Regions from separate parts of the Homo sapiens genome. Here region 2 is linked to region 1. Evidence: chromatin contacts called from ENCODE Hi-C or POLR2A ChIA-PET data. All regions are on one chromosome and are shown on one strand. Each heading gives the region's core, a stretch centred on a gene start or an enhancer-like site at or near the end of the contact. The rest is flanking DNA. Distances are from core to core; before and after follow the strand shown. Region 1 overlaps LINC01461 (long intergenic non-protein coding RNA 1461). Region 2 holds the start of DNAI3 (dynein axonemal intermediate chain 3).

What was found. A loop is a pair of places that touch in the nucleus more often than their neighbours do. ChIA-PET counts read pairs that join two places held with the same protein, here RNA polymerase II (POLR2A). Pooled maps may share reads with other maps.
Region 2: a loop to region 1 is called in a pooled map, with 5 times the contacts of the local background. The contact joins the promoter of DNAI3 here to the enhancer-like site in region 1. A Hi-C loop is called at or near these places in 2 of 50 pooled maps. POLR2A ChIA-PET finds 5 or more read pairs at or near these places in 2 of 52 experiments (H1 and PC-9).

What each region holds. Positions count from the first base shown.
Region 1 is chr1:84,596,530-84,601,854 of GRCh38, forward strand. LINC01461 (long intergenic non-protein coding RNA 1461) reads right to left here. Exons shown (of 3, transcript NR_125761.1): 3 at 1,435-1,567. Among named protein-coding and RNA genes, the nearest start is that of LINC01461, 22 kb to the right of the region's middle. Within about 2 kb of position 2,807, at least 8 of the 41 ENCODE cell types and tissues checked have a DNase peak (open chromatin) inside an H3K27ac peak, as active enhancers do; they include PC-9, where a contact is called at or near this core.
Region 2 is chr1:85,059,436-85,064,760 of GRCh38, forward strand. It overlaps DNAI3 (dynein axonemal intermediate chain 3), which reads left to right and starts at 2,892. Exons shown (of 23, transcript NM_145172.5): 1 at 2,892-3,051. RefSeq lists an enhancer at 2,527-3,027.

The DNA.
Region 1 (5,325 bases), core at 1,557-4,056:
AGAAGGCTGAAGGGCAAAGAGGGTTCAAACCATGTGTGAAGGCTATTCTTTAAGGGCTTTAATCCCATCCATGAGGGAGCAGTCCTCATGACCGGATCACCTCCTAAAGACCCCACCTCTTAATAGGATTGCTTTGGAGATTAAGTTCCAACATGAATCTTGGAGAGGACACTTTCCAATCATAATAATGAGGAAAAATGAATACTTTAGTAACAATTTCTTTGGGCCACAGACACAAATCAACCGATTTGACCACGTTTTTCCAATGAAATGACAACCTTAAATTGATCATTTGTGATGTCAGGTAGTCATTTTGGGATATTTATTTCTTGCAATAACCTTTTGATGGAGTTATTATGACTCCCATTTTACAAACGATACAACTGAAGCCTAAACAGGCAAAATGACTTTTTCATAGTCACACAGCTAATAGCGGTAGAGCTGAAAATGAAAATCTCCTGATCCTTGATGTTCTACCATCCCGGGTCCTACTTTAATTGGGAAATGGCAACCTCATTCAGCTCAGTGAAGGCTGGGTCACTTGCTAGGTTACAACTTCAGTGATCAGGGCACTTCAGTGGCTCTTCAGAGTTCATTTGTATATAAGTGAAGCTCTCCCTTTTGTAGACTTCTCTCTGTGTAAGTACAAACCAACCAGAGGCATGGCTATTGCTTTCCTGTCACTTAGGAATGAAATTAATGACTCCTTTATGTCCCATGCCAGGCAATCATCTCAATAGTTTGTGCAAGCTTAGCTTATCTACACAATATCAAACAGGCAATCACAGTTCTCCCATGATGCCAGGCAAAACAGAACTTTGTTTCTCCTACATAAAAGAGCACAACATCACAGGTTTAAAACCTCTCACCCTCAGTTTCATCTCACTATTATTGTGTTAAACATGCTTAATGAAAAATCTGGGCTGGGTTCTTTTCTGTCTTCCCACAATGAAAGTCACAGGAATGGAAACTCGGTTCCAAATGTTTCCATGTGGAAATGAAGTTGAGAGAAAGCAGTCTCATAAGTATGTGTTAAGTGCCTGTGGAAGCAGAGTCTCATGTTAGACGCAGTGACATTCAGGAACAAATCAGAACACATATTCTTGGCCTCCTGAGCTATCATTGTTGTTTGAAGAATGGAGCATTTACCATCTAATAAAAAAGTGAAAGCCTAACACACAAAATCAATTTTAAGACAAAGGCTAGGACTTCTCAATTTAGAAGAGGAGATACTTGAATTTTTCTCACACATCATCCCTCACCAGGGCTCCTGAGTAGAACATCTCAGACAACGTAGGACATAATTTGAAAAGTACTGATCAAATCAGTACAGCACTGATTAAAGAGCAGGTATTGAGTGCCACGCCCATTGGGTGTTGATCCAGGGAAGAAGCTGGGAGCCCTAGTCTTGGAACCCACCTGAGGATAGCCTAGAATGTCGTTCATGTACATAGTCTTCAACCTTTTTTTGCAAGGGCTGAGGTCCCTGGTCTTGTTCACAATCATCCTGCTGTACTTTTGGTCTTCTTGGATGGCATATCTGGTGGGCAAACTCCAAAACTGCCAACTGCAAACAAGAGAGAGAACAATCCCTCTGTCATCTGGCCATCCTACCCCGCAGCTGAGGGGAGTGTCAGCGAACCTGGAGCACCTCCCGCAGTTCACAGACTAGTTATGTTTTCTTGATGGTCACATGCAGCATGTGGAGGATACTACAGAATATGTTGATGATGGTTTTCAACATCTTTTCAGAAGCATAAAATTTCCAGCCTTCCGTGGTATGTTTAAATTTCACAGGGTCAGAGAGGTGGGCTGCCATCATAGCGGTTTGGGGGCCAGAAACATTTATATTTATTAATTTGAGGAGATCAAATCTAGAAGCAAGATTATGGGAAATGCTAACATTTTTCAAACAAAAGCGTTCGAAAGAAAATATGAGAAAACATCCTTAGTGTTTGAGAATTGTTTTTTAGTTTACTCTAGCAGTCTGTTTATTCTTTCATCCTATAAATATGTAGCAAGTATCTGCCTTGTGTTAAGTCCTGTAATGTGCTAAACGTTGGGATCACTTTCAAAGAGCTGGATGAGGTTTCCATGATGTCATACCACCTTGAAGATTTTCCAGGCCATTTAAGGCCTTCACTTACTGTAATTTCTCCCCAATTCCCCTCCACTCCATTTCTGAAAAAATACAAGCCTTTGGGAAATCCACCAGACCTGGGCAGAAGCCTAATTACCCTTTTGGAGACTCCCCAGGGGCTCCAGTGGTCCTCATTGTTTTGATCTCAGCCTCCTGACCTGGTTTAGAAGCAAACCTGGAGTTGCATGGGGTAGCATTTTATCATCTGCAGGTAGAGATCTGGCTAGTTGCTTGCATATGAGAAAAAGAGAACTGAGAGAGCCAATTTCAAATTGAGTTGGCAGAAACCAGTGTGCAGGAAGAACTATTCTGGCAGTTTTTAAATGACTTCCAAAGTATTTTGCATTTGAGAGAGCAACTAAACTGGTAAAAGAAACACTTGGATTGCACGGAATTGACTCAAGTGTAAAATAATATGGCTAATTTTCTCTTTTGATTTGGGATGATTGATGGAGTTGTGTGGAGGAGTGTGGGCAGAGAGAGCGTCTTTCTCTCCTTTCCCTGCCCTCCCACCAGTTCCACCTTACAGGACCTCTCTGGGCTCCCTTTAGGAATGCTATATAGACTTAGCTCTCCCTGCAAACTTGGGGGCGAGTCTCCTCCAGTGTTAACTCTGAAAAATTCAGGAGAGCATGAGTGTTTTAAGACCACAGGCTTTCTGATGTGTGACTCAGATCTGTGTTTAAAAGAGTCCATAACCCTAGAAGATTCTGATCATGATGGAAGAAGAATTTGCACTGTTCTCACTGATTAGACATGGAAAATCATTAGTTTCGCTTCTAGGGAAGAATTTAAACAATTGACAAAGCTATAGATTTTGCAGTCACAGCAGGGAGAAAGTGGAGGAAAAACATTTAAACAAGCAAAATTATTGATAAGAAATGGGCCCCTGTCTGGTTTCTATAACTTAGTTCTTCTGACTCATAGATGTTATAAAAAGCATCCTGCCTGAGTCAGAAATTTATTTTGGAGATATTACAGCTGCTCCCTTCCTGTTGAAAGGCATTTGTGAAAAAACTGTATATGACTAAAGACTTATATCAGCATTAGAAATGGTCGAGGCTAGGTGTACCCGTTATACTAGCACTTTGGGAGACCAAGGTGGATCACCTGAGGCCAGGAGTTCAAGACCAGCATGGGCAACATGGCAAAACCTCGTCTCTACAAACAAACACCCCAAAAAAGAAAAATTAGCCAGGCATAGTAGCACACACCTGTAGTCTCAGCTGCTCAAGAGTGAGGTGAGAAATTCACTTGAGCCCGGGAGATCAAGGCTGCAGTGAGCCATGATGGTACCACTGGGCAACAGAGTAAGACCCTGTCAAAAAAAAAGGAAGGAAGGAAGGAAGGAAAGGGAAAAATGGTCCAGAAGAAAGGTGAAAGTACAAAACAGAAGTGTGGGCCCTCTGGCTATTATCAATACTCAGAAAACTGCCTGTTCAAGAATTAGGCCAATTCCTGTTATATATCCAAGAGCTTGAACTATAGTCAATGGATGTTCTATATTTGTTTAGAATGATTGGTTGAGTGAGGAATTTCTTAAGAATAAGATTTGTTTATGCTCCCAGGGCTTGACAAGCCCCATTTTCATCTCAGGTCTCTAAACAAATTTTAAATGTAGACATAAACAATGGACAATTCATTATAGTATGCTCCATTATAGTACTTGATACACAGGTAGATAAATCCTGTTCTAAGGAGCAGACAAACAGACGAGGAAAGTTAAAACATACAGCTCTAGGAATTGTACTTTACTTAAGCCTCAATTTAGACAAATTAGACTATGTTAGTTCAGTTAGGAACAATAATATATTCTCATCACATGTGAATCTTCTGTAAGCTGTTTTGAAATAGAAGGTTAATAAAAGCTTAGAGGCCTAAGCATTCAATTCTGTTCTGGGATTTTCAACACTTACTATTTTTACTGGAACCCTTCATATGGGGTTTTCTTAAGACATTTTGGTGGTAGTAGAGGTGGTGAAATTAAGGCAAAAAAGAAAAACAAGTTGCTATTTCATTATAGGGGTGGGGACAGAACAAGGCTGAAGGGGCAGGGACCAGGGGTGAGGAAATGGGGCAGACAATGACCACTCATTGAGAACATTTTGGTTAAAAAAATGCCAATAATAGCACACAAATGGAGTAGGTGGGTAGTGTGACTCGGGGAACTCTGTGTGTTGAAGGTTTGACTTAAAACTATGCCCAACAGGAAGAGCATGGGGCTGGGGCTGGGGCAGGTTTGGGGGTTGGGAGGCAGAGGCGTTGTGGGGAAACACTGAAGGCTGAAGATGTCTGGAAGAGGGTGATTCCCGAGGAAATGAAGTCATGAGATGCAGGGCACGGGTGGAAGCTTTAATCCTGTGATCAGGGAAAAGGAGCAGCTTGTGGGGAAAGGCTTGGTCTTAGAGGCTGGGAACCCAGCACAGGCCTGCACTGTTTGCCCAACAGATCACCCAAAACGCACTTGGACTCAACTCAAGTGTCTTCCCTTCTGAAGCTCTGTGCCCTTAGAATCCAGTTTGGACCAGGTACGGCAGCTCACACCTGTAATCCTAGCACTTTGGGAGGCAGAGGCAGGTAGATTGCTTGAGCCCTGGAGTTCAAGACCAGCCTGGGCAACATGGCGAAACCCCATCTCTACAAAAAATACTAAAAATTAGCCAGGTGTGCTGGCATGTAGTCCCAGCTACTCAGGAGGCTAAGGTGGGAGGGTCACCTGAGTCTGGGGTGGTTGAGGCAGCAGTGAGCCATGATCATGCCACTGCACTTCAGCCTGGGTGAAAGAGCAAGACCCTATCTCAAAAAAAAGTCAATTTATGCCACATAGATCTGATCATAAGCTTTTGTCCTTAAGTACTTCATTGCTGTTGTTTGTTTGTTTGTTTTGAGACGGAATCTCACTCTGTCGCCAGGCTGGAGTGCAGTGGCACAATCTCGGCTCACTGCAGCCTCCACCTCCCAGGTTCAAGCAATTCTCCTGCCTCAGCCTCCCAAGTAACTGGGACTACAGGCACATGTCACCACGCCCAGCTAATTTTTGTATTTTTAGTAGAGACGGGGTTTCACCATGTTGGCCAGGATGGTCTCAATCTCCTGGCCTCATGATCCGCCCGCCTCGGCCTCCCAAAGTGCTGGGATTAGGGGTGTGAGCCACCGTGCCCAGCCCATTGTTTTTAAATTACAAA
Region 2 (5,325 bases), core at 1,642-4,141, 460 kb after region 1:
GAAATATAAAGTAATGAGACACCATCCCTGCCTTAAAGTCTAGAGGGGGAGACATCTATCTAAACAAGCTATTGCAACACAATGTAATACTTGCTATAATGGAAAAATAGAGGAAAGAGTGTCTAATTCTACCGAGTGCCTGTATGGCTGGACAGAGAAGGTGACATTTGAGTTGGGTCTTGAAAAATAAATAGTCATTTACCAAGTAATGAGGATGAAGAAAGGCATTACAGATGGAGGCAGAGGTAGAAGTGGTGGCACCTGGATGAGCAGACACACAGTTGTAACCCAGCACAGCACAGGGGACCAGTCAGGAGCTGTGTAACCAGAGCTCTGGCTCTCAACCTGAGACCCACACACTCCTGGACCTGCACAGCAGTATGTCAGGGGCTGTGCAAAACCACAGGATGAGCATGTCACAGTTGCCTAAGGTTTCTTTGTGTTTATTCAGTTTTCTGTCAATTTTAGTTAATAGTGGCTTTAGACATTTTTTTAAAAATTGAAACAAACACGAATCCATTGCAAAGCCAAATGCAAAAACTTCATAAATTCTTTATATGAAACAAATATGTCTCAGTTGCAGAAGTCTATTTCATGTTATAAACCTTCTTTCCATCAACCTACTACTCACTCCTGGCCCCTGTGATTTCCTGCTCCTTGGCTGTTAAGGGTCTTCAGTTAAGAAGCACTGGACTAAAATGTGGGTTGGGCTGGGGACAGAGGCAGGAAATGAGGTTAGAAAAATAACTAATTACCTTCCAGATTTATTTCCAGTGTCTTTCAGAACCCTGTTTATACAGGGTTTCATATGCCAGATTGAGCATATTTAAGCAGGGTGACGTCAGGATTCAAACTATGGAAAATTATGTGGCAACTTGGCAAATAAATTAGAGGGAAAGAGATAGAACAAGTCAAAAGACTATTGCTACCGTCTAGGTGAGAGATAAGGCATATCTGAAATAAGGCAGAGGCAGAGGATGGCTAAGAGAAAATGGATTATTTGAGAGACAATTAAGAAAGAAAAATGACAGAACTTAAATGATATGTTGACTGTGGGCAGTAGAAGAGGAGTCAAGGATGACTTTCAGATTTCGTTTTGCAACTGATGGACAATGATACTATTACCTAGGGTAGAAAATAAAGAAGGAAAAAAAGTTTCTGAAAGATAATGAGTTGACTTTGGCTCTGCTAAGTTGTGGTGCTATGGTCATTCATTCATTCACTACATTTAATCTTTATTTAGCATCTATTAAACAACATGAACTGAACTACACAGGTAGTTGGAAATGTCCAGTAGCTAGAGGAAATTCAGGTATGGAATTTAAGAGATATGTTAGGCTGAGAATGTAGAAATGGAAGTCCAGTGTGTTTAGTGGTGATGGCTGAAGCTAAGGGGAATATATGATGCCGACGCCACCAGGAGAGTGCGAAGAGTGACAAAAGAAGACTCAAGACTGAGCCCAGGGGAAAACGAATCTTCCACTTCCTGGGAGTGGACAAGCTGGAAAAAAGTTGTCAGAATGTTTAGATAATACCTCTTTTTTAGTTTTTTTCCTTCATAATTTGTATTGTAAAATTCATTTGAATTTTGTGAACACAAATTCTTCAGAAATTTGAAAGAATCTATATAATCTTTCTGCACATAACGTAAAAATCTTCATTCAGGATCCTTAAAGTCTCATATGTTATAAATGATTAGCCTCTTCTCAATTAAAGATTTTATTTAAATTGGGTGTAAAAATTAATTTAGACCAATTACAGAAGTCAATTACATTGCTTTATTAAATTCTGCCAGTTTACAAATTAGGAAGTTATTATTATTATTATTTTTTAAGACGGACCCTCGCTCTGTCGCCCAGGCTGGAGTGCAGTGGTGCGATCTTGGCTCCCAGGTTCAAGCGATTCTCCTGCCTCAGCCTTCTGAGTCGCTGGGACTTACAGGTGCACGCCACCACGCCTGGCTAATTTTTTTGTATTTTTAGTAGAGACGGGGTTTCACCGTGTTAGCCAGGATAGTCTCGATCTCCTGACCTCGTGATCTGCCTTCCTCAGCCTCCCAAAGTGCTGGGATTACAGGCATGAGCCACCGCAGCAGCCCCCTGAACTCTCATATGTTATAAATGATCAGCCTTTTCTCAATTAAAGATTTTATTTAAATTAGGTGTGAAAATTTATTTACACCAATTACAGCAGTCAATTACATTACTTTATTAAATTCTGCCACTTTACAAATTAGACAGTTATAATTATTTTTTAAGGGAAAGGAGGAGAACAGTGTTCAGAGAGTTGAGCGTCACTGTATGAATCCCACCGGACTCCTAATCACAGATAAAATGAACCTTGGGTTACTCACGGATTCAAGTTTCTTCCCCGGAGACTCATATTTACAGCTTGAGTCAAATTCTAAACAAAAGTTATTCTGGCAAGAAGGAAATGTAACCCATTAGGGTTCTGGGGCGCCCACGACAACCAGTGGGGCGCAGCTTCCTCTCCACTCCCTAGGAGGGCCCAGCTCGCTGCAGGGGGTGGGCAGGAAAGCTGCCCGAAAGGATTCTGAGCGGGCAGCCTCCTTAACATTTTCTCTCCTGGTTCCTAGGGTCCACACCCCAGAAAGATTCTTCTCTGGCTGAGATTGCGGTGGGTGTGAGGCATGGACCGAGCCTGTTAGACCTGGGGTCAGGCCGGGCCACTGTCATTAATATACTTAAGACACAAAACTCTTTCCTTGGTAGTGGAAAGCTGCTGGCCTCACCCGGTTCGCGTTGAGTGACGTCACATAGTGGCAACCAATCACAAGTCTGCTTTGAAAGATACTGTTAGGGAGCGGACACTGTATTGGTAGAGATGCTCTGTCAGTCTCGCAGAGGACTCGCCTCTTTTCTCTTAGCGACAGATGCGTCCTGGCAACAGTCGGCAGAGTTGCTGCGGTTTGTGCCCTTGCGATTTCTTTTTCTGAGAGAGGAGAGTCAAACTCCCACCTCCAGCTCTCGAAGGAGCTTTTCCTGAGGGCACTGCAAAGAGGCTCCTTTTCTTTCAGATCAGCAGTATCAGGTAAGAGAAGCTCTGAATGGGAAAGGCGGCTTGGAAAACAAGTATTTTACTCACTCTTTCAAGGGTATTTGAACACTCGCTGTGTCAGCAATGTGCTAGGCTAGTGGCAGTGAAGACTACAAAAAACACAAGTCTTTCCCTGCTTTCAAAGAGCTTCCAGCCTCGTGAGGGAAACAAAAATAGCAACGAGAGAGCAGTTAACGACACTCTAAGAACTTTAAGGGCATGTACTGTCTTGTTCCCATGTTATATATACCCAGTGACTATCATATTGCCTAGTACATAGTAGGAACTCAATAAACCATGAATGAGTCAGTTAATGAATGAATGAATGAATGAATGAATGAATGAATGCCAAAACAGCATGATTCTGATTATCCGTCTAGGGGCGGGGGTCAAACAATAAAAGATTAATGTGGGCTGAAATAGATTACTTCAGGACTGTTTAGAAAGGGCTAGAGTAGATAAACAGTGAGGAAGATGAACAGGGAACACAAACTCTTTGAAAGTAAGGACATTGTCTTATTCCCCTAGTGACTAGTTTACCCAGTACCTAATTGCTGCGCAATACTTTCTCCTTCTTCTTGTGTATGGTGAATGCTAAATGAATTCACAGCAATCTTTTAGGAAGCTCAGAGTTTGAAGCCCTCTGCCTTTGCAGAGGCCTGACATAAGTAATTACACATAGTATGACTGGAAAGTGTCAGGGAGAACAAGATTGTTTCAGCCTGAGTGAGGAAGTCAGGGAGGCTTTCGGCTTTGGGGGAAAAGTTCATAATTGCCTTGAATGATGAGAAAGATTGAAGCAAGCAGAGAGATGCCTGCATGGTGTGGACCAGGAGCAGCAGGAGGGGTGGGAGGGAAGGGGATTCTCCAGAGAGGGAGGTGGGAAAGTCCTCGACTGTTTGGGAATGAATGGAAACCGTGTGAGGCTGGAATAGAACTGGAAAGGTTGACGCAGTGAGGCACACTGTGAAAGTACTGAAGGCCATACTTATGTGAGTTCAGACTCTATTTTGTTTTGCAAAATCTGGTGTATAGACCACCAGTGCAAGACTGTCTCACAATGCTTTTAAAAATGCGGAGTCCCAGGCTCAACCCAGACCAGCAAAATCAAAGGAGGTCCAGGAAATTTGCATTTCAAATGAGCTCCATTTCTACAATCTGGAAGAGAATGCTACTGTGAATGATAGGGACCCATAAAAAGTCATTATACAGGGAAGAGACTTGATAAGAGATGCATTTTTGGAGAGCTCTGAGGTTGGCCTCTTGAGTAGTTGTTCTGGTTAGAACAGAGGCAGAGAGGCCAGTTAAGTGTCCATGATCTAGGGCAGAGGATTCAGGGAGGAGAATCTGTGGATTTTTTTAATTACATATTTATTTTCACTAACCACCAATTGAAATGTATTCAATTGGTAACAAACCACAGTAGTACTCACAGGCCTGTGACTTTGTTAGTAACTCTTTTCATATTACATTAAAGAGATTGTAAATATATTATTTATACTCATCATTACCTCACAATTAAGGTAGTTATTAGAACCACAGCTAGATTTTGTTATTTAACGTGTTAATAAAGTACAAATTATTTTATCATAATTTAAAAAATATTTTAATAACTATATTTCCATATAATCTGTCTTCTTTGTAATCCCATGTTTTTATTTGATGCATGGGCTTCACCAGGCTGCCAAAGGTTCATGGCACAAAACAGGGTTGGAGCTCCAGTTTTGGAGGACATGTTAAAGACCTGAACCAGAGGAGGCTGTGGGAGAGAAGGGCTTGGAATTCAGAAGATATTTGGAAGGGAGAAGTAATAGGATAGCATCTACTCAAATAAGTGAATATCCAATCTTGGAAAGAAGTGGAAATAGGTATGGAAGGAAGGAAACAAGAGTATAGACTAATAGACATTGTAGGAATAGTTGTCTCTAGGGGTGGATGTTGTATACTTGCCAAAATATGGCTGAAGGACCCAGGAGAATCTTGAAGTTTAATCAGGGTCTTAGTGAAGATTTACTGAGAATCAATAGTTCTTGCAGACGCATTTACCAGAGGCCCAAGATGTTAGTCTTGGGTTTTATTCTAAATCAATGTTTGTTTGTTTGTTTGTTTGTTTGTTTTAAAGATATCCCTGGAGAGGTACCTCACGTCTATAATTCCAGCATTTTGGGAGGCCGAGGCAGGAGGATTGCTTGAGGCCAGGAGTTCTAGACCAGCCTGGGCAACGAAGCCAGACCTCACCTCTTAAAAATAAAATAAAAAGCTGGGTGC